Linked DNA regions of Mus musculus: regions 1 and 2 are each linked to region 3. A link is a loop called in an ENCODE intact Hi-C map of the cell type or tissue named here. Cell type or tissue: heart. All regions are shown on one strand. Links, peaks and the distances in the headings refer to the core of each region. The heading gives the core; the rest is flanking DNA. Region 1 holds the start of Fxyd2 (FXYD domain-containing ion transport regulator 2). Region 2 overlaps Fxyd6 (FXYD domain-containing ion transport regulator 6). Region 3 overlaps BC049352 (cDNA sequence BC049352).

Region 1 (10,281 bases), core at 1,184-9,183, 190 kb after region 3:
GGGAGTGGCTGGCTCTCCGATGGTACCAGCAAACAAAAGGCTAATGCCTGCCATTTATCAAGCAGTACAGAAACAATGGTACCCACCACTGTCCTAGGCCATATTCTGAAGTGCCTATCTCAGTCCCCACAACCTCCCAGAGTCCTGTGCCCTGCCCACTGTATAGATGACAAGATAGACATGGAGAGATAAACAAATCGGCAATGGAAAGGTAAGCAAATGACAAAGGCAAGTGGTGAGTGCCAGTGTCCTGACATTGATGGAGGGGCACCTACAGATGGAGCCCTTCCTCTCAGAAGGACTGACTGCACCAGGGGAGCAAATATCTGTCTGTCTGTCTGTCTATCACCTATCCATTCATAAATCCTTTATAGATCTAGCTATCCTCTATGTAGTTTGTATGTATGCATGCGCATATGTATATATGTATGCCTGTATGTATGTAGCTATGTATGTGTATATATATGTATTATGCATGCACTCATCCATCTATCTCTATCTATCTATCTATCTATCTATCTATCTATCTATCTATCTATCTATCATCTATCCATCTATCCATAAATCTATTATCCATCTTGGTATCATTTCTCCATCAACCTATCACTTATATAGCTTGTATGCATGCAGGTATGCATGCAGGTATGTATGTATGTATGTATGTATGTATGTATGTATCTATCTATCTATCTATCTATCTATCTATCTATCTATCATCTATTTCTTGTTTACCTATCACCTGTGTATCTATTTATATATCATCTGCTAGTGTTGGATATTAGCTTCTTGGAGGCCAAGTCGACCATCTGGAACCCAAAGAAGACTGTGGTCTTACAGAATCCACACCATAGTTACCAAGGGGATGGTTACAGTGAGTGCAGGACAGGCTGGGGGTGGGTGGGTGGGTATGGCCATAGCATTTGAGCCCTGGATCTCAAAGGATAGCCATTATTTGTCTTCAACTCTCACTGGATGTTTGACCTTGGGCCTCAGCTTCTCCATACCTCAGATAGCTCATGTCAAGAGAGGAACTAAAGCAAAAGGGAGACAACAGCTAGAAAATGCTTTGTAAGCCCTAAGATCAAGCTGAGCTTCTTCCTGAAAGAGTCATAAGCATATGGTGACAGCCGCAAGAGGGAGTGTTGGGCATCAGGATAGGACATTAGTCAGGGATGGTGGAGGATTTCAGACTGAGGTGTGAGTGGCTAACTGTGGTGGCCTCGGGACCAGGATAAATAAAACAAGTCAGGACAGGCTGTCAGGGACAGCAGTGCTATTGAGGCTGATCCTGCTGGGGACCCAAGATTCACAGGACTGTGGTAAGAAGGGAGCCAGGCCGGGCTCCTTAGGAACACGGCGGGGAGACATGACTGCCCCATGAGAATGTAAGCTGTCACGGTGCTATCCACAGGGCCTTGCAGGAAGCTCTGGAGGCTAAGGGACTTGGAAGTCCCCATCCCGACCCAGGACCCCTATCTATACTTCCCATGTGCCCTTCACCGAGAGTGCATCTTGAAATTCTCACTTCCTCATCTCACTCCCAGCTGCGGCTTCCCCGGCTGATGGAAGAATACTGTTGCTGCCCATCCCAGCCCTGCTCTCTGGAAATTTCCTCTGGGAGGGGCTGGAGACCTCAGGCAGCTCCTCCCTGCCTCTGGCTCCCCCCATACCTCCCCTTGCCTGGGTCAGCAAGAGCCCCTCTGGGGACACTCAGCCTTTCTTGTGACTGGGGTAAATATTACCTGACACTGTTAATATTTAATGCCCCCCCACCTCTGCCCTGGCCACGGCAGACACTGTCCCCATAGTAGAGGCCACAGGAAGACCGTCGTGGAGAAGCCCCGATGGCTGGGGAAATATCAGATCTGTCAGCGAACAGTGGTGAGACTGGCAGGACTCTGCCTGGGACTGGCTCTGGTGGGCAGCTAGACCCCTTCCCTCTCCTGTTCCTTGGAGTTCCCCAGCCAGTGGCTCTCTTAGAAAATTAGCATTCAGAAGGGATCCTCAACCCCACCCCCACAGAAAAAGAGCAGAATAGCAGAAGTTGGAGCATCAGAAGTGTGTGTGTTTATGTGTGTTGTGTGTTTGTGTGTGTGTGTGTGTGTGTGTGTGTGTGTACGTGTGTGTGTACATGTGACTTTGTTCTGGGTGACAGGGTGTTGTTCTGTAGCCCAGGTTGGCCTGGAACTCATATAGCCCAGAATAACCTAAAATTCACTGCATTCTTCCTGCCTCAGCCTTCCACGCCCTGCCCAGTGTGACTTTCTCATCTTGGATGGAGAACTAAGATTTCAAAGTGGTCAGGGGCTGCCGGGGTTGGAGATGGGAGGAGCAGCCCTTTAGCTTAGCCTTCCCCAGAAGGCTTAGGGTCACAAGAAAAGCCCAGCGTTTTGAAATCCACAGACTCAGGCCTGGAGCCCAAGAGGACCCCTGCCGGTCCATAGATGTTGAGTTTTCTGACCTAGAACACTGGTGGAAGAGGGACTCATTAAATGCTTCCTGAAAGGGAAATGGGGGTGGGGTGGGGTTTGGGGTCCTGTCTTGGATCTGGCTGAGGCTGATGCTAGCTCCCCATTTGACCTTGAACATGACGGAAGTGTGGGAAGACTTTCTGCATGGATGCAGAGCCTGGGTCACTGTGGCTTCTCCTTAGATTTTGACCTTTCTGAACAACCCATACCTGAGGTTCACCAGCACTGACCCCCTCTGGCTACTGGAGGGATCTGGACTCACCAGACCCTGCGGCTGGCTGATCACTACAGGGGCACAGTTCAAAGTTGCCTGGGAATTGTTAACTTTTTCATCCCTTTAGAAAAGGCCCCGGACAAGAGGGGCTCCAGCAGGGCAGCAGAGAGTACAGCTGGCATGGAGTGGGGAATGGGGGTGGTGTGTGTGTGTGATTGTAGCTTTGCTGGCCATTGTACTACCAGCTATCCAAGGGTAAGTGCTCTGAGCTCAGGCTGGCAGAGAGCAGAATATCGGCTTCCTTCAGGGTGAAGGAGCCACAGGAGGCAGGGCCAGGGGCAGGCAGCTTGGTCTGAAAAAGTCTTCTTCCTCTATGTCACTTGAAAGGGAGCCTAGCACGTAGACTCATAGTGACGCTTTGCCTGGGTTCAAATCCCAGCTCTGCCCCTTACTCGCTGTGTGGTTGTGGGGTGACTTACTTACCCTCTCTGTGCCCCAGTCTCTTGTGGATGAGAGGGAATAACAACTGTGCCTCAGGTTGTACGAGCTGATGCTCAGACCATTTTGGCCGGGAATGCACAGAAACTAAGTGCTCCTCCTGCCCGTTAAGTATGTCCGGAGGACAGTGACACAGCAGAGTAGAAGCTAGGATGAGTCAAGCCCTGATTCTGCCTTCCATTTCCACTGTGTCCTTACGAAGACTCCAGTGGGCCCTTGATTCCTTCTCCCGTTCCTTGAACACAGAGGCTCTGCTTTCCGCCTTAATTTATTTCAGACATTGCCTTTCCCCGAGGACGTGGAATTATATCAATAGAGGCCTCTGGGGGCTTCCTGGGAGTTGGCTTTTTGGCCTGACTTCGTTATGATACAGAGCTGGGAGCTGGGGAGGACCACGCCCTCCGGAGACTGAGGTCCCTTCAGACAGGGCAGGTTTCTATTCAGATGCCCAGCGTCTGATCCCATGATGCCCATGTGATGTAACCTTTAGGGCGTCCTCACAGGTCCCCTCTTCACTGGGTCACTCTAGCCAGCCTTCTCTTCATCTCGATCCTGGGAGTTCGTTTGAGAACTCTGGAGTTCCCACTACTCTGGGGTTGTGATTTCTTGCTCATCCCACCCCTGGCTCTCTTCTCAGGTGGCAGTGCCAAGGGGACAGAGAATCCCTTCGAGTACGGTAAGCCGGTCCTCCCCTGCCTACTCCGTCAGATGGCTTCCAGCCCTGGGTTCCTGCTATCTGCTCTTAACATGGCGGGGCTGCCTCGCGGGTGGACTTTGGGAGGTCTGTGAGGGGGCGTGCCTACACCACTGCGCATGTCTCCTCTCTCCAAGACTATGAAACCGTCCGCAAAGGAGGCCTGATCTTCGCGGGCCTGGCCTTCGTCGTGGGCCTCCTCATCATTCTCAGTAAGTGGGGACAGATGGAGCATTTCCCAAAGTCATACCGTAAGGACACTTGCCAGGTCCCCACCCACACTCCAGCCTGAGGAGGAATCCAGGAATATGCAGAGGACAGCGAGCCTACCGCTTCTTTCAGTGTGCCCCCTGGTGGCCGTGGGATGGGAAGCGGAGAGGGAAGTCTGGCTGGGCAACTGTGGGGCAGAGGCTGCCAGGGGAGCAGGCACCGCCCCATCTGGACACCACGTCCTAAGCCACCCTATCCCTTGAGTAGTCTCAGCACACTGAGAGACACCGCCTGTAGCCCCACTGTCAGCGTTTGAGATGGACAGTGAGACTCGCAGGGAGAGACTTGTAGCAGCTCTCTCGGTGTAGCAGACATCCACTCCTCCACATATTGCTGCAAACTAGCAGAGATGGAAGCCAGGGCCTGGGGACTCTCGCTAACTTATCCTAACTCTGGAGACAGGGAGACTCCATTTTCTCTCTGTTAAATGGGGACAATACCAACAGTCTAGTAAAATTGGGGTTAACATCCTAAGATAGCCACAGAGGTGAAGGGGTACTTTAGGGAGGTTCTAAGGTAGCCATGAATAGTTCTAGGGGGCAGGAATGGTCTTACCTGTCCTTGAGCCCTGGTAAGCACAATAGCAGATGCTTGTTGTCTTGCCTTGTTGAAGTGAAAAGAAAATACCAGAATCACAATCAGAAAGACATTTGGTGAAGCAAAGAGGATCCTGTATTCTGGAATTCCCACACACTCTGGCTCCTCCCACTCTGAATGAAAGCTGGGCTCTTGGAAGATCTGGTGTGTGTGTGTGTGTGTGTGTGTGTGTGTGTGTGTGTCTTTGAGGGGGGGTGTTGGAAATTATTAGCCTAGGCAAAGCTCTCAAAGCTGGTGGCATCACGAACTCTGGTCCCAGTGGCCACTTACAACATGTCCCCAGTCCAGCACAGATCTGGTGCAGTGACTATTTGTTGATTGACTAATTGCTTAGTGGTCCACCCTTATATAAACAGAGAAAACATGGACCCCAAACCCCACCCTATGATGGTGTTGGAGGAGGGGGGTTAAGCCTGGCAGAACCAGCTCTTCTGGGGTCTCCGTGGGGAAAAATGGCATCAAACTTTACGTTTTCTTTTCAAGGCAAAAGGTTCCGCTGTGGGGGCGGTAAGAAACATAGGTAAGTGCCAATAGGAAACCGAAGAGGTGGGTGGGGCAGAGAGGAAGTCAGGCGGGGAAGTTTTCCCCGATGGGGAGGAGGGGGTCCTCCATCTGGGGGAGCACGGACACACGCTCCCTCTGTCTTCATCCTCTTTATCCTTCCTCGCCCCAGGCAGGTCAATGAAGATGAACTGTGACAGAAGGTATGTACCCTTCAAATGGCGTGAAGGGCTGGGGAGAGCACGCTCACGACTAAGATAAAACAAGCTGAGGGAAATTTGGGGGTTCAGGCCGGCTGTTCCCATGAATGTTTTAAAGCGAGCACTGGGTGTCTAAAGTGGGGTGTGTGAAGTAGGAACACTGTGGAGGAGGGGGGCCTTGAGGATAATAAGAGGGACAGGAACAGAACCATAGGTGCAGAGGCCTCCCTCCCAACTCAAACCCAGCCTTTGTCTTTCCAGAGCCGGCAGTGCCCACGGGTGCATGGGCACCAGCGATGACCACCTTCCCCAGCTGCGCACCACAGACCCCAGCACAGTCAGCATGGGCTGAAGGAAGTGCCAGGCATCCTGGGAACCCCTTCATGGTCATCCCCTCCTGCCTCAGATCCTTAACTTCCTCTCTTCCCCAGCTTCTCTAACACCCCACTCCCTGTTCCAAGTTGAGGAGCATGTGTAGCCTCATCCCCCTGGTTTTCAATGAATCCTTGTATAAGCAACTGCCAATGAAATCGGGCTCGCTGTGGTCATCCGTGAGTGCTTATCATTCACCCCTGAAAACAGTTTCCTGGGGACAGAGACCTCTGCCTGACTTCTGGGCACCCTGCCAAAGTCTGAAGGTGTCAAGATGAAGGTGACTGGGTGGGCTGGGTCCTGCTGGCTGCTGCTGCTGCTGCTGCTGTGGAAACCCCAGAGCTTTCACGGGGATCTTGCTTCTCCAGTGATCTGTCCAACCAGGCAGTAGCTGACTGTGGCCACGCTCATGGGCTCTATGGTTTTCCTAGGTATACTACAGTCCAGGGTAAGTGGTCAGAAAGGCCTCACCTCATGCTTCCAGCCCATCCTTGAGTTGGTGGGGTTCAGGAAACTCCAGCTGGGCCCACCCCTGCCCATCTATTTGGATGTTGGCTTGCTTTGCCCCTAGGTCAGGAGTAAAGGTGAGAGCGAGTCCCCTGTTACTGCATGCTTCAGCTCCATCCATCTGGGCAGAGATTCACAGAGGTTCAACTCCCTCTCCCTCCATTCCCATGGAATCTCTAAGGAGACTGGAGGGCTGGCTGGATGCTGGCACCATCTGGTGACAGGCCTCCTTAGCTACATCTCTGAGTATCTGAGCAGAGCCCTGTTCTGAAAGGAACAGGCTGAGTTAGGGTGAACTACACAGTCAGGGTGGACAGGCCAATTCACTTGGTACTTAAGCCTTCTGTCCTAACCCACTGCCCCAGGCTCTGAAGCCCACCCGCCCACCCTTCCACCCACCCTTCCATAAGTGATCGCAGGCACTCCTTTGAGAGACTGTTGCCATTGTATAGAAGGGGATGTTGAAAGGTAGTGGTGGCAATCTGCTTGCCTTTTCTGTCAGGGCTGGGAGATGAGAGGAGCCTGCGGTGGAAGGGCATGTGTCAGCTGAGGCACACAGGTAAAGTCTGGGTACTATGCTCAGTATCACACCACTGACAAAGTATGACCTCATACCCTGAAACAGAGGTCAGAACTGCTGTTCTGAGCTCCTCCTGGAGGATGGGAGGAATGAGCTGGGGTGGAGCCAGTCTGACCAGAGGTAGGACCGGGGAGGAGACAAACTCTTCAGGGTTTCTGGATGCCTGGGGCAAGGCAAATGGGAAGAGGTATTATTCAAGGTCTGTGGTCCACTAGAGAGAAGTGGGAGCCATATGGAAGGAGTCATGTTTCCAGAATGTTCTATACACCAGCCCATCACTTAAATGGTCTTTGGTGAGTCACTTCTGTCTGCTACCACGTCTTCTGCTCTGTTCTCTAAGTGGCCAGACTGGTACACTTGAGGTAGACTTTAGGGACTTTGCCTGACCTGGGCCTAACCATTTGTTGAGTAGGTAGATCTAGGTACAAACATGAGATTACTGGTAAGCCTTCCTCCTATCCCCATGCCCTCTGCCACCCCCCCCCCCCCCCCGGGCTGAGGCTCAGTGAGCCAGACCTGGGCTGAGACTGCTCCACGGACATTCTGATTCTGTGACCTGCTCCTGGACCCAGACATCTCCCTTCACTATCCAGGAAGTTCCTCTGCTGAGAGTTACTGAAGGTGCCTGTCACTCTGAGGTTTTCTACACATCCAAGCTGTCCTAAACTACAGAATACAAATCAAGTCTTCGAAGTGTTGCTTCGCTTATACAGAGCTGTAGGAGCCTAGCTGTCTTAGGTTGCAGTTCCTTCTATTACTACCAGAGGGAGCCCACGACTTACTCAAAGTCACCTGAAATTACAGCTGATCTCCTGAACCGCTCCTTTCCACGAAGCTTTAGACCCCACAGCTCGAGTTATCATCATGATCCTATCCCGAATATCCAGATTCTCCCTTCCAAACTCACAATTACCCAAGTATGGGGCACCCAGGGTAAGGGCAATGACTCCATCTTGGGATGAGTGGTCTGTCTGGGTGGGGCCCTGTCTTGTCTGGACCTGGCTTCCCTTTTAGAAGCTGGGACCAAGGCTGGCTCACCTGGAGTGTGAGGACTCCTTGCGCGGCTCTCCAACTTTTCTAAAAACTTTGGCACTTTTGGGGATCACTCTCACCTCACCTCAGCGGTTACTGGTTCAGTGAGGAAGTGGGTGTCCCAAAAGACTTACTTTGAGTAGCTCTGCTGGCCCTGCCCACAGAAAAACGAGGGTATCAGGGCAGAGGGAGGACGGAGTTCCTCCTCCCCTAGTACCTTGCTCAGGGATCTACTAGTACCCCTGCAGGGACGTGAATGGCTTCTCTGCAGACGAGCACCCCAGGTGGCCAAGCTCGGAACTGCAGTTGGATGGTCAATACGGGTTAGAAGCCCCGCCTGGTGAATCCCATAGCTGCTGTCCCAATCTGGATCAGTTTGGGCCTCGGAGTCAGCGACTTAACCTCCACAGTCAAGTGTGATAGGAGAGCAACACTGAGGCTGCAAGGGAGAAGATTCTGGGGACTCCAGTCCCCTCCGTCTCAGGCTGCACAAGGAACTGGGAGTGCTTTGTGTTCTTACAGTTGGATAGCTGAGGGGCTGGGAAGAACTTCTACTTAGAATTTGGAACTTTAGTGCCCAGGCTTTCATTAAGACACTGGAGGGACAAGGGGGATGGCAGCAGGACATAGGTTAGGGTGTGTGTGTGTGTGTGTGTGTATGAGGGGGGCGGTCCTCAGTTGTCATGGGCCTCATGTCTGGGAGTCAGGGGCTAGAGCCACTCTTAAAGCCCCGTTTGGCAGCTTTGTTTCTCCAAGCCTGCTGAGCTGCCCAGTGTGTCCCATAATCCCACAGTGCTGTTGTCTGTCCTTACATCTTTAAACCTGGTCCTCTGTTTTGAGAACTCCTCACGGTGGCTTCCTGGAAGAGTGTCTTGGTGTCACAGGGAGGAATGCCCAGGTGAGCCAGGCAGGAGATGGAGGAGGGTAGGAAGTCCCCAGCCAGGCAGCAGCTGGTGGATCAGAACAGCTGCTGCAGCCCCACAGGCCACCAATGATGCCCTGAAAACAGAAACTGGCCTTCCTACCAGTGTTATCCCCAAGCCTGCTGTGTGACCTTGGAAAGGTCCCTGTCTGTCTCCAGACTTGGCTTTTGGGGAAACAAAGCAGGAGATGAAAATTCTAAGGTCCAGTCTAAAAGTCAAGGGGCAGTGGTTCTGAAGGGGACGTGGGAGCTAGAGTAAGTCCTCTCCCTGGCCCAGGGTAGTTAGTGTTCTTAATGCACAACTAGATGCACACAGCCACATGAGCACAGGAGCTTGGTACGTGAGAAAGGCTGCCACAAGGCACCTGGAGAAGTAGAGGAAGAAGATCATATGGAGCATGGTGAATTCTCTGTTACCACCCCCCCAACCTCCCAGAAAGTCCTGTCAATCAATAACCAAGTCTGCACTCACACAGAAACTTCTGGACCTCAGCATTCCTGCTCTGCAGTAAACAACAGCTCAGGTCTCTTGTCTGCAAACCAAACATTCACTATCAAGTTAATAAAGTTATTCAGGAGAGGCCTGAACCCTCAGACAGCCACTCAGGAGACATGAGCAGGAACAGGGGGTGCAGAATGGACCTCGGCTGTTCTGGGGTCCTTCCTGCTACCCTGACATACTTTCTTAGATCAGAATATACTCTCACTCCAGACCCCAGCGGATTAGCTAGTCCAGGATGGGAATCATACCTCTAAGTTCATGCACGCCCCCTAGTGGCCATCCCAGATCCAGCAGAGGATGTACTCAGTAAACAATAGTTGAGTGACCACACTGGCTGCTTTAGAGGAAGGCATAGGGGTAAGGAGGGCTGTGCAGGCATGGGGTCTGGGGCAGAGTCGGTGGTGTGTAGGCTCACTGAGGTGGGGTGTCTTTGAGGCCTTTCCCAGTATTAGCCTTCAGCTCATCCTCTGAGTCTTGGTGTGTTGGCTGGTTTTGTGTCAACGTGACACAAGCTAGAGTCATTGCAGAGAAAGGAGCCTTAGTTAGGAAATGCCTCCGTGATATCCAGCTGTAAGGCATTTTCTCAATTAGTGATCAGTGGGGATGGCCCAGCCTATGGTGGGTGGTGTCATTCTGGGCTGGTGGTCCTGGGTTCTATAAGAGCAGACTGAGCAAGCCATGGGGAGCAGGCCATTAATCAGAACCCCTCTATGGCCTTTGCATCAGCTCCTGCACCTGGGTTTGTCCCCTATCTGAGTTCCTTCAGTGATGAACAGCAATATGGAAGTGTAAGTTAAATAAACCCTTTCCTGCCCAACTTGCTTTTTAGTCATGGTGTTTTGTCACAACAATAGAAAGAAATTCTAACTAAGACACTTGGGAACCAGCAAAACCCACTGAAACCCTGGGCCAGTGACTCTG
Region 2 (10,281 bases), core at 1,367-9,366, 170 kb after region 3:
ACTCCAGAGCTTGGCATTACTGAGTCTCCATAGTCTGATGCCAGCCATCTTATCGGCATTCTCCCTACCCACCCATCACGATTTACCCAGACTGGATTATTCACTGTTTTTGAAGGTGTCTGGCACTAGAAATGAAAACACTTTGTGGGTTGGTGTCACATTCCCCTCCTATGTCATATACTAGTGGACCCAGCCTCATCCTGATGCCTTCTAGGTGGACCCTGCAGACAGCCACTGTTGAGTGAAGTGTCATGGGATTCAAATTAAGTTGAACTTGGAATGAGAATTTTTTGGCCGCCCCTTCTTTCCATGGCTCCCTCTTGCTGCTCTCTCTCCCCCCACCCTTGTCTATCGAGATCACGGCTGCTCTCAGGGTTTGGCTGAAGTGTCAGCTCCTCCGTGGGCACTTTCAGCTCTCCTGCTGTTCTCTCCTTACTGATAATAGCAGGATCTTTGTTCTCAAAATCTGTGTCTCTCCCTGGTCAAAATCTTGATCATTTACGTATCCCCTGCAGATCTAGAATTCCTGCCCCTGGGGAGGATTTAATGGGAATTATCCCGAGCTGAACATCTGTGGAGCTGACTGTAAGGTTCTCAGGAGTAACAGAGTGGATGGGTGGGCACTATACCTGGTAGTCTGGAGTCCTTGATACGGATGGGTCTTTTTTTTCCAGGAGGGGCTCTACCTGCCCAGTAATTCCTCTGCTGTGGGCCAAGAAGCCTAGACTGTCCATCCTTCTCCTGGCACCTACGACCCAGTGTCCACAGGAAGGTCCCTAAGAATTGGTTTTATTTTGTTTTAAGTATGAGACAGGGTCTCTCTATGTATCCTGGCCTGGCCTAGAACTCATGGGAATCCCCTTGCCTCAGCCTGCTGAGTGCTCGGATTGTATGCATGAGCCACAGTTGAGGGCTTTTAATGTCAGTTCTATCCTCCTTCCAAACTACTTTTGGATCTGGTCTCCTCTGACTGAGGCCCAGATATAATTTAACTATGGAACGTGAGATGGAACTTGATCCGGGGGTAGCAATACATTTGACAAAGGGGAAGGAAGGGAAGGAGGAAGATTTTACACACAGCAGGTACATATAACTTAGTTCCCTCCTTAAATGATTGAGAAATTTTTCTCCTGTAACGTGATGATCCCAGCTCTGTTGTCACAGGGCTTGGCCTGCCACACATGAAGGAAGAAAGAGGCTCCTCTACCACTCACTCCTTTCTGCACACCAAACAACACCTAAAACTCTAGAACTGAAATAAATCTCCCAACTAAGATCCTATGAAATCAAAGTCGCATGATTATGTAAAGTGTGAACTGAATTGAAGCGGAGCTGCTGAGAATGAACGGCAGTCGGCATCCATTGCTGCCTACTGGAGGCCAATAAGCACCGAACCAGCAGGAGTAGGATCCAAGCCCATGACTTCTCCATTGAACTGAGAACGCTTGAGAGAGGCTAATCTGGTCTTAGTTTGATATTGGCCACTCTCAGTCCCCATGGAAAAAGAAAAACAGCCTCAGAATTTCCCACAGATTAAAATATAACAAATTGGAGTACACAGTCAAAGACTACTAAACTAAGGTAGTGTGTGTGTGTGTGTGTGTGTGTGTGTGTGTGTGTGTGTGTGTGTGCATGTGCACATGCACATGTGTGCACTAGGAGGGACCCAAGAGAAGCCGAATCACTGTTTAAAAACCACAGATGCCACCAATCAATTTATGCTCCCAGGAATTCAGGATTTTGAAGGAAGGTCTAGCAGTGGCAGTGGTATTAGGAGCCTTTAATCCTAGCACTTGGGAGGCAGAGGCAGGCAGGTCTCTGAGTTCAAGGCCAGCCTGGTCTACAGAGTGAGTTCCGGGACTCAAGGCCAGGGCTATACAGAGAGGCCCTGTCTTGAAAAACAAAACAAGGAAACAAACAAACAAAACCAAACAGAAGTGGAGAATTCAGGATTTTGAAGTTAAAAGATACAGAACATAAAATAACTGTGAGGAAAATGTTGGAAGGAAACAGTGGATCATACAAATGAGTGGGCAAGGAAGACGAATGAAGTGACCAAGCTGTTAGAAAAGGAGCCAACTAGAACGTACAGACGTAATACAACCGTTGGAATAGGAAATTAAGTGGATGAACGAAACAGCAGATTAAGCACAGTTAGAGGGAGAGAGGAAATAATTCTGAAACAATTACCCAGCAGGTAGCACAGTGAAGCAAGGACGAGAAAAACTGAGTGAGCAGTCCGGTGATTTGTGGAACACAATAAGGACGCCCAGCACGTTTCAGAGCCGTAGTCTAGGAAGACAGAATAGGCTGCTCGCATGACAGGACGTAGACATCACTTACTTATTCGTAATTAATGTAAAGCGAGCATTTTGGAAGCCCAGGGTTAAAGCAGAATCTTCAAAACCTTAGAACTCCATTTAAAGCCAGTAGTAAGTAATTTAAAAAAAAATCGTGCACATGTGTGTGCACATGTGTTTATAACCATTGTTTCCCTACTGCGTTTCACTGACACAGTGCACTAAAACAAGGGGTAGAAACAATCTGTGTGCTAATTAGTAAGATCATTTGCAAAGTCTGTGTACAGAGAAAACCCAAAGGCGTACAGGTAAATTATTAGAAGTGAGAGATCTTAAGATTACTGTATTTAAGACCAATTGATAAAAAACCAATTGTTTTGCTCCATACTACACAGTACGTTAATGTTTTAAAAAAAACAATATAACTTACAATGTACCAATGGATGAAACAGCTATGTGAAGGTATCTTGGCATTTCATAAGAAGCTATTGATAAGGCCCTGGGGAATCAAAAGATTTATGACACTTGAGGAATTGGAATCAGGAACATGCCAGATTCACCCAATCCCTCCAGGTAGGTCCCTGACAGTTCTTATGAAAGTCCCAAAGTTTTAAGTGATGCTGAGCGACACACTCCTGTGTTTGAGTATATGTCCAGAGGATGGACATACTCTTAAAGGATTCAGAGAAGGAGATGGAAGGCTCTCTTACAACCCAACAGGATTATTAAAAAGCTATAGTAACAGAAATACAGGATTTAATGCGTTACCATAGTCCAGAGGGAATATACCCTAAGACCACGTAGATGACTGACACCTGAAACCAACTAGGATTCAACACTAAGCATACTGTTTTCTCTATAACATCTACTTATGATAAATTTTAATATGTAAGCTAGGCATAGTAAGAGCTTAACGGCAATATGTAGAGCAATTACAAAAAACCATAAGAACAATTTTTTGTTAGCTTGTTTGTTTGTTTTTGTTTTTCAAGACAGGGTTTCTCTGTGTTGCCTTGGCTGTCCTGGAACTAACTTTGTATAGCAGGCTGGACTTGAACTCAGAAATCTGCCTGTCTCTACCTCCCAAGTGCTGGGATTAAAGGTGTGTGCCACCACTGCCTGGCAAGAACAATTCTTTTTTGTTTGTTTGTTTGTTTATTTTTCGAGACAGGGTTTCTCAGTGTAGCCCTGGCTGTCCTGGAACTCACTTTGTAGACCAGGTTGGCCTCGAACTCAGAAATCCGCCTGCCTCTGCCTCCTGAGTGAACAATTCTTAAATATGGCTTTTCCCCAGTGTATCTTGTTTTATTTTCTTGTCTGAAAAAAACACCTTACAGGATTTTTTTTTTTTTTTGACTCTGTGTCTGTTATGTTAGAGGGTTACTTAAACACACGGACAGTGATACACAACAGTTGTGCCAAAACAGAGATGCTTCTAAGTGACTGGTGGGCAGGTAGGGGTAGTATATACAGTGTGGATGTGTTGGACCAGAAGGGTGACTCATGTTCTGCAGCAGGATGGATTGGGACAGTGAGAGATTTTACCATGATCTGTGTGTTATAAACTGTATGAATTATTTATTTCTGAGACTTCTCATTGAATAAGTTCAGACCACAGTTGGCAAAAAGCAATTGAATCCATAGAAAGTTAAGGAGAGGGGCTAGAGAGATGGCTCAGTGGTTAAGAGCACTGACTGCTTTTCCAAAGGTCCTGAGTTCAAATTTCAGCAACCACATGGTGGCTCACAACCATCTGTAATGAGATCTGACGCCCTCTTCTGGTGTGTCTGAAGACAGCTACAGTGTACTTAGATATAATCATAAATAAATCTTGAAAAAAAAAAAAAGAAAGTTAAGGAGAGTATCATAGAGACAAATTAGCCGATACACCCAAAGAGGAAGCTGGGAGATAACCACACAGCCAAGCAGAAACCAGACTTGTGGTGGCGACGTGGAACACCACGAGAAGTGGCTGGCAGTTCCAAGTGGTTCTGGGACATCTGGTTATCAGAATGGGAGAAAAATAAGATTCAGACCCCTACCTCACACCTCAGTTCCAAGTGGAATACAAGTTTTGAGTGTAGCTGGGCTCAATGGTGCATGTCTGTGGTTCTGGGCACTCCTCCAGTTGCTGACTTAGGGTCTCTTAGATCCAGACACCTAATACCACAAACAAAACACAAAGCACAAACAAACCTTTAATGTGGCCTACCTGTGTGAAGAAATGTCTTTAAAAAGACACATAGGATCATCATATTAGAACTGAGAAGTTCTGTGCCCTGTAAGACAATTTTTAAAAGTAAAGACAGAGCCAGCAAGACAGCTCAGGAGCTCCAGGGTCTACCACCAGGCCTGACCCTGGGGTTTGCTCCCATGATGCCTGTGATAGGCGAGAACTCCCACCCCCCCCCCAAGATGTCATCTGACCTCTACACACCTGCTGGGGCGCATGCGCGCGCGCGCGCGCGCGCGCACACACACACACACACACACACACACACAGAGTGAGTAAATGAAATGTGAAAAAAAAGTTCTTAAGTAAAAAGACAAATCACAGGCTAAGAGGAGATATTATATTGGAATATTATATTGGAATACTCAATAACTGAGGTTTAATGTCAAGATTGGAAAAAAATGATTTGAAACAGGAAAAAGATAAGAACATCCTATCACCTGTGAAGAAACAGAAATGTCAAACACCCAATTACTAAGTGACCAGATTAATGCTACATTTTATGCCTCGAAATTGACAAAAATTGGGACATCTATTAATGCCAAACTGATCTGGATGGGGAGTGGCAGATCAATCACATCGCGCTGGCCGGATGATAGGAGGGGAATGACCGGGTGAAGAGTGATTAACTGTGCAGCACTGACGGTTTGTCACCCAAGCCGTGGTCTCAGAGCCATGCTCACTCGTGGCCGCCATTTCCAGGCTGCAGGGTGAGACCGGCCAAGGGGCCAAGCCGTATTCCCTTTAAAAGGAAACTAAGCAGGAGAGTACTTCGTGCACCATAAGTGTCGTTTGGTCGTTATGTTTTCTGGTGTCCAGGAATGAGTGGTCCCCCCCTTCCCCGCATCTGCAATATAAACAGGTTCCTCTTGAGACTGGGTGTGAGTGTTTATAACCCTATCACGTAAAGTTAGCAATGCCACGTTAAAGACACCAGATGTCCATCAACAAGAGAATGGATCAGTACACAATAGTTTGCCTTCACAATGAAATGCCAGGTGTTAAACATGAATTAACTGCAGAGCTGTGCATAGATAAATCTTCAGTACAAAGTTGATTAAGGCAAGTCCAGGGGCCTGTACATATTATAATTCTTTAAAGCTATATTAGGGGTTGGGGAGAAGGCTCAGTCAGTAAGGCATTTACCTCAAGTGTGAGGGCCTGAGTTTGATCCCCAGAACTTATGTGGAGTGGCACCTAACAGCGGTCTCAGCATTGAGAAGATGGAGAGTTTGAAGGATGGCTGGAATTTGCCAGCTAGCCAGCCAGCTAGCCCGCCGGCCTCCTTGAATCAGAATCTGTCAGCTCCAGGCTCTGTCTCAAAAGATAAAGTACGGAGTGTGTGAGGAAGACATCTGACGTGGACCTTGTGGCTCCACATGCAAGAGCATGCGCCCGCTCAGACACCCAAACACTTACATATGCACAGAATCACTCTGAGCAATGTTATTGGATATCTGGGTCAAGCATAGTTTTTAAGAAGAGCAAGGTGCATGTTCACACAGCAGGCGATGATTTGACACCTACAGGACTCTGGCTGGAAATGGTCATGGATGAAGCTCTGCTGCCCCCTGGTGTCTGATTGGTAGATGGCAGCAGGGTCACTTGTTAGACTGAGCGTGGGACCGGCCATTCTAGACAGGTTCAAGCTGTGGCCCGTCTTACCCTGCATGGAAAAGATTAAGCAGCTTTGGGCGCTCCTGATTTGCATTCTTCTCACTTCTCACTCTGTATTAGTCTTCTGAGTCTGAGAGTGACAAGTGTAACCCCACTGATACATGTCCCTGGTGTGTCCCATCAGAGTCCCCCACTTCATCACCAGAAATTGATGAGATCCACGTAGAGGGGTCAGTGACTTCCGTGGGAGGAGAGACTGGGGTTGATGCTTAGAAACCCCTATCCAGACTACCTTAACACAATTATCACCTTTAGGAGATGGGGCCTCTAGGGAAAGCTGAGAAAACAGGAAACAACAGGAAGGACACCTAAGATCACATATGGGCATCAGGGTTTGTGATAGCGTTTGGGGAACAGAAAGAGTCTTCCACCCATCACCTGATAGAAAAACACTTCCTAGGGTCTGGAGAGATGGCTCAGTGCTTAGAATGCTTACTGCTCTTCCAGAGGACTCAAATTTGGTTCCCAGCACCCATATCAGACAGCTCTTAACCACCTGTAACTCCAGCTCCTGGAGATGCCGTGAGCTGGTCTTCCTAGCCTCCAAGGACACCTGCACACATGCACACATAGACACACACTCACACATACAATATAAACATATCTTAAAAACACTTTCTGGCGGGCTGTTGACTGTGGGAGCTGGGCCCAGGGCCCCACATCTTAATGAGGCAGAAGTTGGCCCGGAAGGAGGACACTGGTGAGACATCTCCAAAGCCCTTGGGAAGGCAAGGCTTCAGCCCAGAAGCCCCACGCTAATGAGTCCCTGAGCCGTCATCTGACCTGGGCCCTACCGCTCCCCCTATGAAGGGCGATAATTATCAGCAAGTTTCTGGTTCCAGGCCTGCAGTGTGGACCTAGCACAGTGCCTGTTAAGTGTCCTGACTCATCTGGGTTAATAGTATTGGCCACACAGAGCTCTCTGAGAGTCTGATGAGAGCCTGATAAGGTGGCATTGGTCCCGGAGATTTGAAGTGGCCTCAGGTCACACAAGCTCCCCATACAGCTCAGGCTAGGACGAGGCCCTGTCAGGGTGACGGCTTACCGAGGAAGGTCTTCTGTCCCTGGAGTAATGTCTTGCTTCTTTACCCCCAGACACCATGGAGACGGTGCTGGTCCTCTGCAGCTTGCTGGCCCCTGTGGTCCTGGCGAGTGGTAAGAATCCTTTAGGGCCTTGCTGTGCCAAACTGGCAGACATAGCCCTTTCCAGCAGAAGATTCTGGCCCATTCAGACATTAGGGTTGAGATCTTAGGCCACTTTACATCTGGTCACGGGCTCTTACTGTCAGCAGAGGAAAACAGATCCTAGTTCAGGGCCCCCCTGCACGCCCTTCTCCCACTGTTTCCCACAAGGGTTCAGCAATCCTTCTGTTAATCTCTCCAGGTACCTTGGGCTCCTGTGGAATTGTAGCCTAGACTGTAATTAATCCATCCTGACTTTATATGCAGGTCACGAGCCTCCCCCACCCCTTGGTCTCAGTTTCCCCCTTTGTCACTAGATGATAATAGACCTGGTCTTTTGGAGGAAATGAAAGACATAATGTGAGCCCGGGACCCCAAAGACTCTAATTCAGGCGAGGACCCCCAAGCCCAGCTAGCCCATCTTCCATGATCTCCAGTATCTCTGCCCAGTGAACCCCCTTCACAAGGACTCTTTGGTGGGGACTAGAGGTTATGGGGCAGGTGAGAAGTCACAGGAAGTATGGCTGTCTTCCTCTTGACCATGTCACATCTTTCCCAGCAGCTGAGAAGGAGAAAGAAAAGGATCCTTTCTATTACGGTGAGTGAGCTCAGCAGCCCTGGGGGGTGGTCCCATCCAGGAGGGGCCGGCGTGACCTCCTGGCCCCGCCTCTCTCCCACCTCTCACTTCTCCTCCCTTTGCAGACTACCAGACCCTGAGGATTGGGGGGTTGGTGTTTGCTGTGGTCCTCTTCTCCGTTGGGATACTTCTCATCCTCAGTAAGTGTGTCCTTTCTCTCTACGGCTGCTAGACAGATGGGGACAGTATACAAGCCTAGCCATTTTGTCTGTGGGACAGGAGAAGGCACAGTCTTGCCTCTCCACAGTATCTCCAGGATCAATACAGGGCTGGCCATGTAGTACGTGCTCAGGAAAACAAGGAAGGCATGGCCAGAGAATGTAAGTGAGAACAGACATAGCCAAGAACCACAGACTGCATCCATAGGGCAGGGGGCTGGCCATCCCAGGAGTCAGATGCTGTTCTCGCCGTGCTCCTAGAGATGTGTCCCTGTGCATTTCCCCTACACGAGCTGTGGCGTTGTGTTTTTTTTTTTTGTTTGTTTTTTTTTTGTTTGTGGTATGAAAGGGCAAAGTTCATCATAGTGGGAAGGCAGTGAACTAGCTTGGTCTGTGATAGCAGACACATGTGGCTTGTTTACATTGAGACAGACCAGGAAGCAGAAAGCTCAGGATATAACCAAAAGTGGCTACCACCTCCAAGACCTGCCCCAACAAATCACTTTGGTTAGCTCGGCCCCACCTCCCAAAGATTCCCCCTCCCACAAACAGCACCCAGTGAGGATCAAATATCCAGACCCAACTGTGGGGGGGGGCAGGGGGCGGCGGTAGGTCTTTTGTGTTCAGGCCTGGAGCCTGGCCTTGAGCTGAGGCTGGAGTCGTGACCTTGGATGGTTTCTTTGTGTTTCAGGTCGCAGGTGCAAGTGCAGTTTCAATCAGAAGCCCAGGTAAGGGTGCTGAGGCTATCGGACAGGGAGAGGTCTGTGGAGTGAACCCCGTGGGTGTTCTTTTGTCTCAGAAAGAGAATGTGGGGAGCTGGGGTATGAATCTGGGGGGTTTCCAAGTGGCTTTAAAACAAAGCAGAGGTCATAATATGGAGGGGCAGCCTCAGATGTAAATTCCTGGGTAGGAGTGTTCTGGAACCTTGTTTAGAGGCCCTGGAGACAGGGAGGCTGGCTAGGAGAGAGGTAGCAGCCGATGGCCGCTCTGTGGTGCAGGGCAGAGACATTGGGCCTGCTTCTTATCTTTTCCTGAGGCTCTGGGCATTGTGTAGACACTTGGCCTCCTTTCTACACCGTATAAGTTATACCCCATTCATTAAAACAGCCATGGTGGCCATGGACCTCAGAAGCCAAAGTTGGGTGGCAGGCACACCCAAACCCCACCTCGGGGCAGACACTGAAGGGCCCATAAGTTCTCCAGTCACCCTACACATCCCATGGTAGAGTGTTTGAATGCTTCAGTGGGGTTGGAAGGAATAGGTTCCTGGGCTATCCACAGAGAATGGGGGATACTCTGTGGTTTGCCCTGGACATTGGTGACAGTGTGTCTCTGCTTGTCACAGGGCTCCAGGTGACGAAGAGGCCCAGGTGGAGAACCTCATCACTACAAACGGTAACCGCTGTGAAAGGCTGTGGGGCGGGGGGGGGGGGTGTCTTCCTATAGTCTTGGGGGTGGGGAGGGACTCTAGGCGCCATGAGCTGCTTTGGGCTTCAGCAGACATGCCTCTGAGGTGCCAGGAAAGGGTTCCCAGTACCCCCAGTACCTACGTGATGTTAGCGCTTCATCTGAACCACAGATGCATCATTGTATGCAAAGCACCTGCTTGCCGCCAGGCAGGCTCCATCTTTCCACGTGTGCTAAGCCCCACGAGGGCCATCATCACCTAAGTTCTTGTAACCAGTGACCGTCGAGGACCGACACCACATCTTAGTGATCCTCAATCCTGGTATCAGCCATAAGTGAGGGTTCATCATGGAACATGGTAAGGGGCCTCACACGCCATCCATCTGCCTTCTCTTCCAGCTGCGGAGCCCCAGAAGGCAGAGAACTGAGGTGCAGCCTCCAGCGTGAAGGTAGGTGCTCTCTCTCTCTGTGCTTGGCTTCCTGCCGTCTCACCACGGCCTTCAGTGAGCCTGGGCAGGGGCATCATGCTGACTTCTTCATGGCACTCAGTTTTTCTTACCAGTGGGCTCCTCTGTGTCTTTCAGAGGCGGGGGAGGAACGGAACAGTGCACTGCTCAGTCACAGAGACACGGAGGTGTCCTTTATCCAAACACAACAGCATAGGAAATCAGAGCTGCCAACCAGCCT
Region 3 (10,281 bases), core at 834-8,833:
TCCTGCTTTGCTTTTCTAAATGGGGTTCTGGGGATTGCAGAGTTTACTTGGGGCTTGGCCAACAAAAGAACAACCGGTGAGATGGCTCAGTGGCAAAAGGTATAAGCCTTCAAATCTGCTGAACTGAATTCAATCTCTGGAACTCGTGTTTCACGGTATTAGGAAAAAAACAAAGCAAAGCAAAACTCTGGAAAGTCCTCCTCTGACCTCTGTACTTATACCATGGTGCACATTCACCACACACATGCAAAATAAGCAAATGCAATAAGAATAATCTTGAAAATGGGTTAGTCATGACTCCAAAGGTGATCACCAAAGACATCTACTTAAACCTCTGTCCAGATGTGTGTGGGGTGGAAGGCATGTGAAGTCAATGAAGGTCAGTGGTTATCTTAATTCTCATTTACAATTTTTATTTGGGAAGGAAATGGAAGAGTAATATAGATAGGCATAAAAGGTTAAAAAGCTTTAGAAATAAAGATAGGCTCATAGGAGGACAAACATAGTGGCCCACACCTCTAATCCCAGCATAACACTCTGCGAGTCTGAGGCCAGTCTTCTCTACATAGAAAATCCCAGGCAAGCCAGGGCTATATGGTGAGGCAGGAAGGGTTTGGGAGAAGGGGAAGCCAACTAAAATAAACATAAAGAATAGCGTGAAGGCATTTAGAGGACAGAATATGAAAAACCAAAAATCTACATGCAATTAATTTGGAAGCACAAACTTGGCCATTCAGAGAAAAACGGAGGGAGAGGGATGATTGTGTGCGTGCGTGTGCATGTGCGTGAGTGTGTGTGTGTGTGCGCGTGTGTGTGTGTATGTGTGTGTTTGTGCATGTGTGTGTTCGTGTGTGTGTGTGTGTGTGTGTGTGTGTGTGTGTATGTGTGTGTAGCTTGGATGGATGAAGCCCCTGTGCTTCCTTTGGTTCCCAGTTGCAAAGCAAAGAAGCTACAGCTTGACTGAGCTGCCTACTGTCATTGCTGGGACCCTGGGAGGTTTGGGTAGTGGCTGTGAGATCTGGCAGCTCAGGGGTGACCAGTGTCTTCATGTGGCAGGCAGGCCTCTGACCTACTCGTTGCAACATGGGCTGAAGCAGAAAAAGACAGAACACCTCCAGGCTGATGAATCCTATTTGATATTTTTATTAGAACATGGCTTTAATTAGCACCAGCAGTTGTTGGGGAGACAGGGACGTGAGAGAGGGTATCCTCATTCAATATGGAAACAAGACTGGGAATCTCACTGTGGAGAAAGGCCTCAGCTTTCTTCACCATTTCTGCTCATCATGGATCTTGGTACCCAGCAGTTGTCTGGGTTCTTGCATCCCAGCATCCCAGCATCCCAGCATCCCACCTACACCTGGAGTGAGGCAGGACTCAGGGAATCTACTCTGCTTTTCTAGGTGAGGTAGCAAAGGAGTAGAGATGGACCCACACTGGGAATCATACTAAGAAGGGTCCCAGAGGCCCACTGCATCTGGTGCCTGTATTCTGTAGGTCTTTAAAGATGGTGGCCCATTAGTTGTGTAGTGTGTTGCTATGGAGACATCCTTTCATGCAATTTCTTACCGAACCCTTTAGACATTCTGAGCTGAGTTTGAAAGTCTGTCACAGTCCCAGAACAGAGAAATTATCTCTCAGCAAGCAGCAGGGATGGAGTCACCTACTGTGTGCTATTCCCCTTCCTGTCAGCACAGTCAGACATCATTACACCCTCCCCAGGTGACACCCACTTTACAAGCATCAGGTCACACAGGATAGCATTCTTTCCAAATGTGACCCTCTCACCTTACTTCACATTGGCCTGGTGCAGGAGAATTGTATTTATTGGGCATAAGAAGTCCCACACCTGTCTTGGGCTAGGCAGTCTTTGTAGGATGGTAGGATTTTGAAAGTCATTTTAGTTACCCATGCTGGCTTTTACAGATCCTCACACTGGACCAAAGAAGAGTTTACTAGTGCCGGTTGATTCAGTGAGACTGCATGACATACATCAGCCCTGGGCAAACCCAGATAATACTTGGCCTGGGGTGGGTCTCATCCTGCTCTGTCCCGGACCTGCTATCTTTCCCAGCCTGACTGTAACTTGCCTTTCTTGCCCCTTTGTGGCTCACTCTGGCTTCCCTCTTAAGCAGTGGGCTCTAACTGAGGGCCAAGAAAGCAAAGGGGTTCAGAGAGTGCTGGTTTCCATTTGGCAAGGAGACGGCACCAACCATTTTCTGAAGTGTGTGTGTGTGTGTGTGTGTGTGTGTGTGTGTGTGTGTGTGTGTGTGTTTATGTGTAGGTCAGAAGACAACTTGTAGAAGTTGGTTTTCTCCTTCTGCCATGTTGGTTCTGGGGATCAAACTCAGGTCTTTGGGCTTGGTTGCAAGCACACTCACCTGCTGAACCTTCCCCTCATTTCTTCCTGGTCCCTACAGGCTACCCTAACAGGAGGACATATTTAGTGTCTATCCCTGGAGTTCCAGGTGGGCCCATGTACTCTGCCATGCATGCATACCCTTTATTTGCTCTGCCCTTACTCCAGGAGAGAGGCACTCACCCCATGTTTCCTCACACTCTGAGTGAACAAATGTTCATAAAGTGTGTTTCTGACTAGGTGTGCCAAGTCCAGCCCCTGGCACAGTCCTCTTCCCTCGCTGGGCCCCTCCTATCCAGAACTCCAGAATTTCTTGTGTATCTATGCTTTGGCCACCTGACTATCCAGATCTGCCTACGCCCACTCCACCCAGGACCCATCCCAACCCAGGACTCTCCCATACACCTGGCCCTGGGGTGAATACCAGAGTTGATATTGCTTTAGAGGAGAAACCTCAATACAAGGTGGGGCAGAACTGGCACAAGGGGTATGGGATCACCTTGGGGCTACAGGAAGTCTCCAGGGCTGAGTAGGAGCCAAAAATGTGCTATGGACAGTAACTTCCTGCTTCAACAGAATAGTCCCACAACAGAGTAGCTGCCCCACATACTTGAGAGGCCTCTCAAGACAAACTCCCTACCACTGAGCTACAGTCTTTTGTTTGTCTGTTTGTTTTTGTTTGTTGTTGTTTTGTTTTCTATTTCTCGACAGGGTCTTATTGAGATACCCAAGGCAGATCCTTCACTTGTAATTCTCCTGCCTCAGCCCCCCAAGCCTGGAAATTCTTTTAAATGACTGTAGGACACGTTCTACTTATGTAGAACAGTTAGCTGCCCTACTTCCTTGGCGCCAACAGAGTTTACTCTCATGCCTGTGGTTAGCCTGATTCTGGAGCCAGTTATCAAATTATGAATGTAGGTGAATTGATGCTGAGTATAGCTATTGATTTTTTTAAAAATTTGCATTTAATTTCACAAAATGGCCTCATGGCTTCGCAAAACTCAATGCTCAGTGGTCTGTCGTCCATTTCTTCTCCTTTCTGGTCTCGTCGTTTGTTACAACTATATTTTCTCCTCTGAAGGAACTGGGTCTCCTGACTCCTCTGGTCTCTTAACTTCAGCCCCTTCCTGGTTTGGTTTCTAGGCCCCTGGAGAAACTCCACCATTTTCTTGCAAAGTGTCTTATCACAGTTGAACCACAACACTCTGACTCTGGAACAATTACCTCCCACCACAGCGGGCCCCGCGTGTGGAAGCTGAACTGTTACCCAGTTACATGGATGTGAGCATAGCAATAGTGTCATGTGATCCCAGGGAGTCCTCTCAGTGGTACCCCCAAATCAGGGTTCTTGCAGCGTTCTCAGACTCCCTTTAACTTAAGTGGTGTGTCACACTTCTCTGGAAGAGACTCTCCCTTTGTTTGTCTTCTCTACCAGAGATCTGTAGTGACTCTTGGGCCTCCTTTTCTTGTCTGTCTGGCAAAACAACAGTGTATGACAATTGAATAAACACACAACAAGCTAGGACTGGCCTGAAGAGGCAATTACATAAGCGGTTCTACCATTTAGCCTTCCAAGAGCCCTTCCCTTGTTGGAAAAGGAACCATTTCTGCCACTAGGGGGCGCACGGCTCACAGGAATGTGTTCTTCCGTGCTGTGGTGTGAAAGTTTGTAAGATTTTTACAGTGAGATATTTGCAGTGAGAACGTGGCTCATGTTCCTTCAAGAGCCAAGGGAGACAGAAGGAAATGGCTGTGTATATGTTATGGGGCAGAGGGCAACCATAGAAAGTAGAGAGAAAGCATTGCCTTCAAGAAGGAACGTGAATTGCCCAGATCAGGTCAAGCACAGTATCTTCTTCCAACCAGAGACAGTATGGCTACAGTATGACAGCCACTGTGATGTGATCTCAGGACTGCCCTCTGTACTTTTCAGTCACTGTCTCCAGAATTAGCCCTGCTTGGGCATTTACTGCATCCAAGAAACATTTGCCCTGAACCCGAGTGGGTTCTGCCTTGAGCTGGAGAGACAGGCTCTGGGCACACAGACATGGGTAAATCCATCTCCAGAGAAGGCAGGTGGGTCCCAAACCCGCAGTTCCAGGTACAGCATCTGTGTGTGACAGGGGGCTGCTGAATATGGCACTGTTGACTCTGGAACTTGAGTGATGGCTTCCTGCTGAATGCAGGATGTGCTGGGGGCCCTGAAAGGCCAGTGGGAAACTAGAGGGGAGGTTACAAGAGCACAGGTAGGACCATACCCTAGGCCATGGCCTTGAAGTAGGAGCCTAGTTGGCCCGTCCTCTTGGGTATGACAGGACAGTGCCAGGCAGTGTTTGTGGGATGAGGCTGCAGGGTAGAGGGTTATAGGGTGAGAGAGTATATTACCTTTCTAGTTGTGACAGCAGACACAGTTGAGGAAAGACCAAGGCCTTTCCTTTTAAGGAAGGAAACCTTTATTCTGGTTCATGGTTTGAGAAGCCATAGTTGGTGGAGGAGTCATGGTAGCGAGAACGGTGAGAAGCCTGGTCACATTACATCTGCAGTCAAGATCCACGGGGGGGAGATGTTGGTGTTTAGAGTGCGTGTGTGTGTGTGTGTGTGTGTATTTGTGTGTGTGTGTGTGTGTGTGTGCGCACGCGCGCGTGTGTGCTCGCATCTCCCTCTATTGCTTCTTCCTTATTTTCCCTGGATGCTGAGGATCTGAATTCATGTCCCCAAGTTTGCACAGGAAACATCTCTCCCACTGAGCCGTCTCCCAGCCCTCTTTTCTCTCTGTATTCAATCTAGGAACCCATCCCGTGGAATGCGTTGGCCACATTCAGGGTCTTCCTATAGCAATCAACCCGATGTACATTTGTGTGTCTAACAGATGATTCTGGATCACGTGAGATCGGCAAATGTTGCTAACCGTCACAGGGAGAGATGGTTGTTTTTGCCTAGAGGTGTAGAGGGGACATCGATCCAGATTTCCTGAGGCCTCTGTGATTTGGAATTTTAAAAAGTTGTTTAAAAATGTAAGATTTATGCATTTGTATTTTGTGTATGTGTGTGTGTTCTGTATGTTAGCTCCATCTATGTGTGCCACATGTGTATGCTACCAAAGGAGGTCAACGGGGGCATCAGATCCCCTGAAACTAGAGCTGTGAGTGTTGGTAAAGCCGCCATGCGGGTGCTGGAAGCCAAACCTAGGTTTTCCTCAAAAGCAACAAGCGCTCTTGACGACTGGACTGTCTCTCCAGCCCCAGCGGTTACATTTTTGAGATAGAAATTGGTCTTATAGTTCAGGCTGGCCTGGAAACTCACCATGTAGCCTGGGCTGATCTTAGACTCAAGATCTTCCTGTTTCCTGCCTCCAGAATGCTGAGATGACAAATGTTCATCATATTTACCCAGTCGTTAGAGGCTCTCTTAGAACAAGAATAAATATATAATTATATCTAGGAGCTTAAAATGTCCATGAGAGTGAAGGGCCTGCAGCCTAGCTTAGCTCATGTTGAACCTTGCTCAGCATCTGAGGCACAACCTGCACACTTTCCTGGCTGCCTTTAGGAGCTCCGGCCTGCCTTTAGCCTCCTTTCTTGCCAGTTTGGCTCCACCCCCCATCCCCCACCACTCCCATTTGTCTTCCTGCCTGAGTTTCTTAGAACCTGGAGTAGCTGTAGAAGGAAGGACTCTGGAATTTGGTATCTGGAATGCTCTCTAGATGAAGAGGGACAGAGGGATGATGGGAGGTGGGTGGCAATGACTTTTCACATGGAGTTCGGGCAGAGGGCAACCTTCGTTGGTCAAGGGAACTTGAATCTGGCCAAGACTTCCTGTTAACATTCACAGTAACACATAGGTGATTAGAATTTCCCCATCTTCCAGCCACTTTCATGCTTTATATCCCAGTGAGCAGCTAGACTCTAATGTCTTCCCATAGGTGTAGGATTGGCTTTGAAACGAATGCTTGGCTGGGGCCCACTAAGCATGCGCTCTACCATTACATGACACCACAGACTCCTTGTATTTCCAGGGCTGGGCATTGAATTAAGCCTTACTCATGAGAGGTAGCTGCTCCACCCACCATCCCCTCTCCCCAGATGCCCTGGCTTCCTATTTACAGCCCTGCAGTATTTAGGCCCAGATTGCCTGGCTTGAGTGTCACCCTGGGGGTGAAACCACAGGTGACCTGGCTTTGGTATTCTGATAGTGAAAAGTGTACAGATCCGGTGGACCTGGTCCTTGGAGTGTTGTCTGTCTCTCATTTCATTTGGTCCTTCTTGGAAACTAGGGTGAGTTCTCACTTAGTAAAAGCTGCATTTCCACTGGACACAGAAGCTCAGCACTGGATTTTAGCGTCTTCTAGATTCTGGGGCTGTCATCCACGGGAGCACTGAGCATTCAGTTGTGTTAGACACTGTTGAGTTGGGCGTGGTTGGCCCTAAGGTCTTACTTCAGCATCCATGAATGGCTCTGCGTGCCATGGATGGACTGGGCTAGAGGATACACGGGGTGGGGTGGATGATCCGTGTGCTCGAGCGTGAGAAACCTTTACCTCAGGAAGAAGCCTTCACAGGAAGAGGCACCATCTAGCCCTACAGAAGAAGCCATAGAGGCTTGTCATCGTGTGCAGCTTCTGCAGTGAGTGCAGTAGCCATGGGGGGAGGGGCAGATGCTTCTGACCCACAAGGCTCCTTCTTGGGCCTGGATTAAGGCAAAGATGAGCTTGCCTCACCTTCCCTCATGCAGCCCCACAAACCCTGGAGCAAACTCCCCTTTCTCTGGCTTCACAGGGGCAGGAGCTCATTCGGGCCCTTGGAGACTAACCAACAAATGAGTCAATGTTCTCTAGATGCTCTTCAGAGGAAAATCGCCTAGGGAGACCAGCTGGGGGCCTTGGCCTGGGGCTGAGAATGCAGCAAGGTGACTGGGGTGATAGGAAGCGTAAGTGTGTGCATTCTAAGTAGTCAAGACTTTCCAGATGTTTCACGAATAGATCCCGAGATCCCAAGGCTCCTGGCTCTGTGGCCAGGCAAAGCAACCTTGGCTTGTTCTGTTTCCAGCAAGGAAGCATGAAGCAGCCTGGGTCCAAGATAAGGATGCAAGGGCGGGAGGCAGCATTTGCCTGTGAGGTGGGAGGACCCTGGGGTGCCCTGAATGGGTGCCCATCTCTATGTGCATGTCCTCTTGTCTAAGATCTGGTGGGGACCCCCAAGAAGAATCTAAGGGTGATGGTGCCCTTGTCCTTGAGGTTCCCCCACAGATGTAGGAATCTGAGGATGGTAGGGATGGCTGGTAGCTGATGTGAGTGGCTGGGTACCGGTGTGGGGTGGAAATGCATGAGGCAGATACAATTCGGCTCAGCATTGCCTATGGCCGGAGCCAAGATGAGATTTGTGGAGCTCAAATGTATCTGTCTACTACAGCGGCAGGCACAGGGAGAAGAGTAGGTACCTTGGCCATGTTCATGTGTGTGTGTGTGTGTGTGTGTGTGTGTGTGTGTGTGTGTGTGTGTGTGTGACTTTTGGTCCAGCCAAGTGGATGCAGGCTCAGGCTGGGGTAGGCCCCTCAGCATGGGTTTCTCAGGCTGCCAAGCCTCCTTTAGGTCTAAATGCTGATGATGCTTGTGGGGCTTCCCTTAGCTCCACGCCTGCCCCTGAAGGGAGAGGCTTCACGATCCCTCAACACCTCTGTCTTCCTTTATCTCACGTGATGATCATCATCATGATACCTTAAGGCACATCTCACTCATCTAGGGGAGATGAGCTTGAAGTCTAGAGTGGCTCACTAAAACCTGTGCAGCTGGTGCAAGATACAGCTGAGGCAGAGAGAAAGGTCCTCCCAAGCCTTCCCTTCAGAGCATCTCTGTATCCACTCCCAAGAAACCTGGGATTCCCAGAGACTCCAGCCCAGCATGGGGTGGAGGGTGCATTAGGCTCAGTGCTACCAGCTCCCCCGATGGCTCCCAGTGTCCTCTCAGCATTCGGTGTGAGAGACTTGGAAGACACAGAGAAGTGTGGACAGGCATCTAAGCAGGTACAAGGAACAAGGACTACGGTCTTACTGTCACTAAGCCTTTTAGATTGTGTCTCCCATCAGTAAATGATGCTGAGTGTGTATTGTAATATTTATTCATATACAAGTTACTTTTGTACTTACACACTGATAGAGGCAACCATTGTATAAAGCACACATGCAAAATGTAAATTAAGATGGCAAAGATGAGAGCTTCCCTTGACGTTACTTTCAGACAGTGTATCAGGCTCACACTTAAGACCGCCGCTGGGCCACCTTTGGCTAGGAGCTCCTATGACATTGCTTCAGTGTGTTTAACCACTCTGCTAAGCCTCTCCCTGCTCCCTGGGCAACTGGTGTCTAAGGGCTGCTGTTGACAATTCCAGTTGCTACCACATCTTGTGCTTGTCGCCACATGGGGGTAAGCATGCTTAGCTTAAGAAAATGTTTAGTTGCCAAAGCACGTAGTAATTAGGGACACAATTATTTCATCTTCCTTTTGTGCATGTGCGTGCATAAGTATCCATGTATGTGTGCACATGTGTGTGTGCATATGCTTACACATGTGTCAGGAGGCCAGAGGTTGAGTGCCTTCCTCAGTCATTCTCCATCTTACTCTTCGAGACAGGGTCTCTCACCAAACTTGGAGATTGCCAATTTGGGTATACTGACCGGTTAGCGAGTCTCCTGTCTCCATTTCTCCAGAGCTGGAATTGCAGATACATACTGTGGCTCCAGCTTTTATGCGGGGGCTGGGGATCTGAATTCATGTCCTCATGCCAATGCAACAAGAACTTAACTGAGCTATCGGTCTGGAGAGATGGCTCAGCGGTTAAGAGCACTGGCTGCTCTTCCAGAGGTCCTGAATTCAATTCCCAGCAATCACATGGTGGCTCACAACCACCTGTAATGGGATCTGAAGCCCTCGTCTGGTGTGTCTGAAGGCAGCTAAAGTGTACTCATATAAATAAAATAAATAAATCTTTTTTAAAAAGGCTGAGCTATTTCATCAGCCCTATCTGTTGCCCCAGCTCTCAGCCTGAGGCTGAGGTTGTAGGTGGAAGAGAATAACTTAAGCTCTGGCCCCTCTCATCCTGACCAGGATCTATGGGGCTTTATTCCCCAGTATCTTTTCCGCAGGCTCTCCATCTTTCCTGAGGTGGCATGATATTGGGTGTCCCTCGTGTGTCTAGTCTAGAACTCTGGCTCTCTTTATCACTTTATCACTTCTCCTCACCCCAAGTTACCTCTGCCACCATGTATGTGACAGATCTCCTCAGCAGGACTCTATTTAAAACATTCAGCCATCCCCTAAGCCAGTGGTTCTCAACACTCCTAATGCTGCAACCCTTTAATACAGTTCCTCATGCTATGGTGGCTCCTAGCCACAAAATTATTTCATTGCTATTCCATAGCTGTGATTGGCTACTGTTATGAATCATAATGTAAATATCTGATATGTGACCCCCTATGGGGTCGCAACCCACAGGTTGAGAACCACTGTTCTAAGTGCTAAATTCCACAAAATTCAGACTTGCTGTGCTAATGACATTTCTCCGTAATCTCATTAAAACAAATGCACACGTTGTCAAACAAAAAAAAGACCTTTCTACTTATCTGCAAATGGTCCTTCACTCTGATGAATCTAATGCAGAGGAATGGGACCAAGGCACCTTCTGAGCCCAAATTGATCTCCTACGAAGTTTCCAACAACCTCTTAAAATACTTGAGTTTGCTTTCAGCATCTGCCCTTCCCAAGACACGGACTGTGTTCAGTACACACTGTTGGCGCCAAACCGGTGCCCTGGAGTGGAAGTGGAGGGTCACAGTGATTCCAGAGCATAGAAGTCCTTTGCTTGGGCTGACGTAAGGGGACCTTGGTCATGATACCTCTTAGGTGAGAGCTTATATTTCAGCCTGGGACT

The links. Peaks named below come from ENCODE experiments on the same cell type or tissue, not always from the same donor. Only the 100,000 strongest peaks of a DNase experiment are listed, where the experiment ranks them.
Region 1: a loop joins it to region 3, with 8 times the contacts of the local background. A loop is called at or near these places in 28 of 42 quality-filtered maps.
Region 2: it touches region 3 in a loop (7-fold over the local background); 30 of 42 quality-filtered maps call a loop at or near these places.

Annotation. Positions count from the first base shown.
Region 1 is chr9:45,404,286-45,414,566 of GRCm38, forward strand. Fxyd2 (FXYD domain-containing ion transport regulator 2) reads left to right here and starts at 1,805. Exons shown (of 6, transcript NM_007503.4): 1 at 1,805-1,881; 2 at 3,821-3,859; 3 at 4,015-4,089; 4 at 5,228-5,264; 5 at 5,418-5,448; 6 at 5,707-5,993. The coding sequence starts at 1,845. The coding sequence ends at 5,442. In heart, for the core only: CTCF peaks have their summits at 4,233 (motif pointing left), 7,640 and 8,237; DNase peaks (open chromatin) are centred at 1,586, 3,606, 4,226 and 8,216; H3K4me3 peaks cover 744 bases; H3K27ac peaks cover 446 bases; H3K27me3 peaks cover 3,885 bases.
Region 2 is chr9:45,382,683-45,392,963 of GRCm38, forward strand. It overlaps Fxyd6 (FXYD domain-containing ion transport regulator 6), which reads left to right. Exons shown (of 8, transcript NM_022004.6): 2 at 7,306-7,365; 3 at 7,952-7,990; 4 at 8,095-8,169; 5 at 8,879-8,915; 6 at 9,533-9,582; 7 at 9,994-10,043. The coding sequence starts at 7,311. The coding sequence ends at 10,022. Among named protein-coding and RNA genes, the nearest start is that of Fxyd6, 18 kb to the left of the region's middle. In heart, for the core only: a CTCF peak has its summit at 4,095 (motif pointing left); a DNase peak (open chromatin) is centred at 6,109.
Region 3 is chr9:45,217,780-45,228,060 of GRCm38, forward strand. The region is part of intron 1 of BC049352 (cDNA sequence BC049352); the gene reads left to right. Among named protein-coding and RNA genes, the nearest start is that of Tmprss4, 19 kb to the left of the region's middle. In heart, for the core only: a CTCF peak has its summit at 3,972 (motif pointing right); a DNase peak (open chromatin) is centred at 3,972; H3K27me3 peaks cover 502 bases.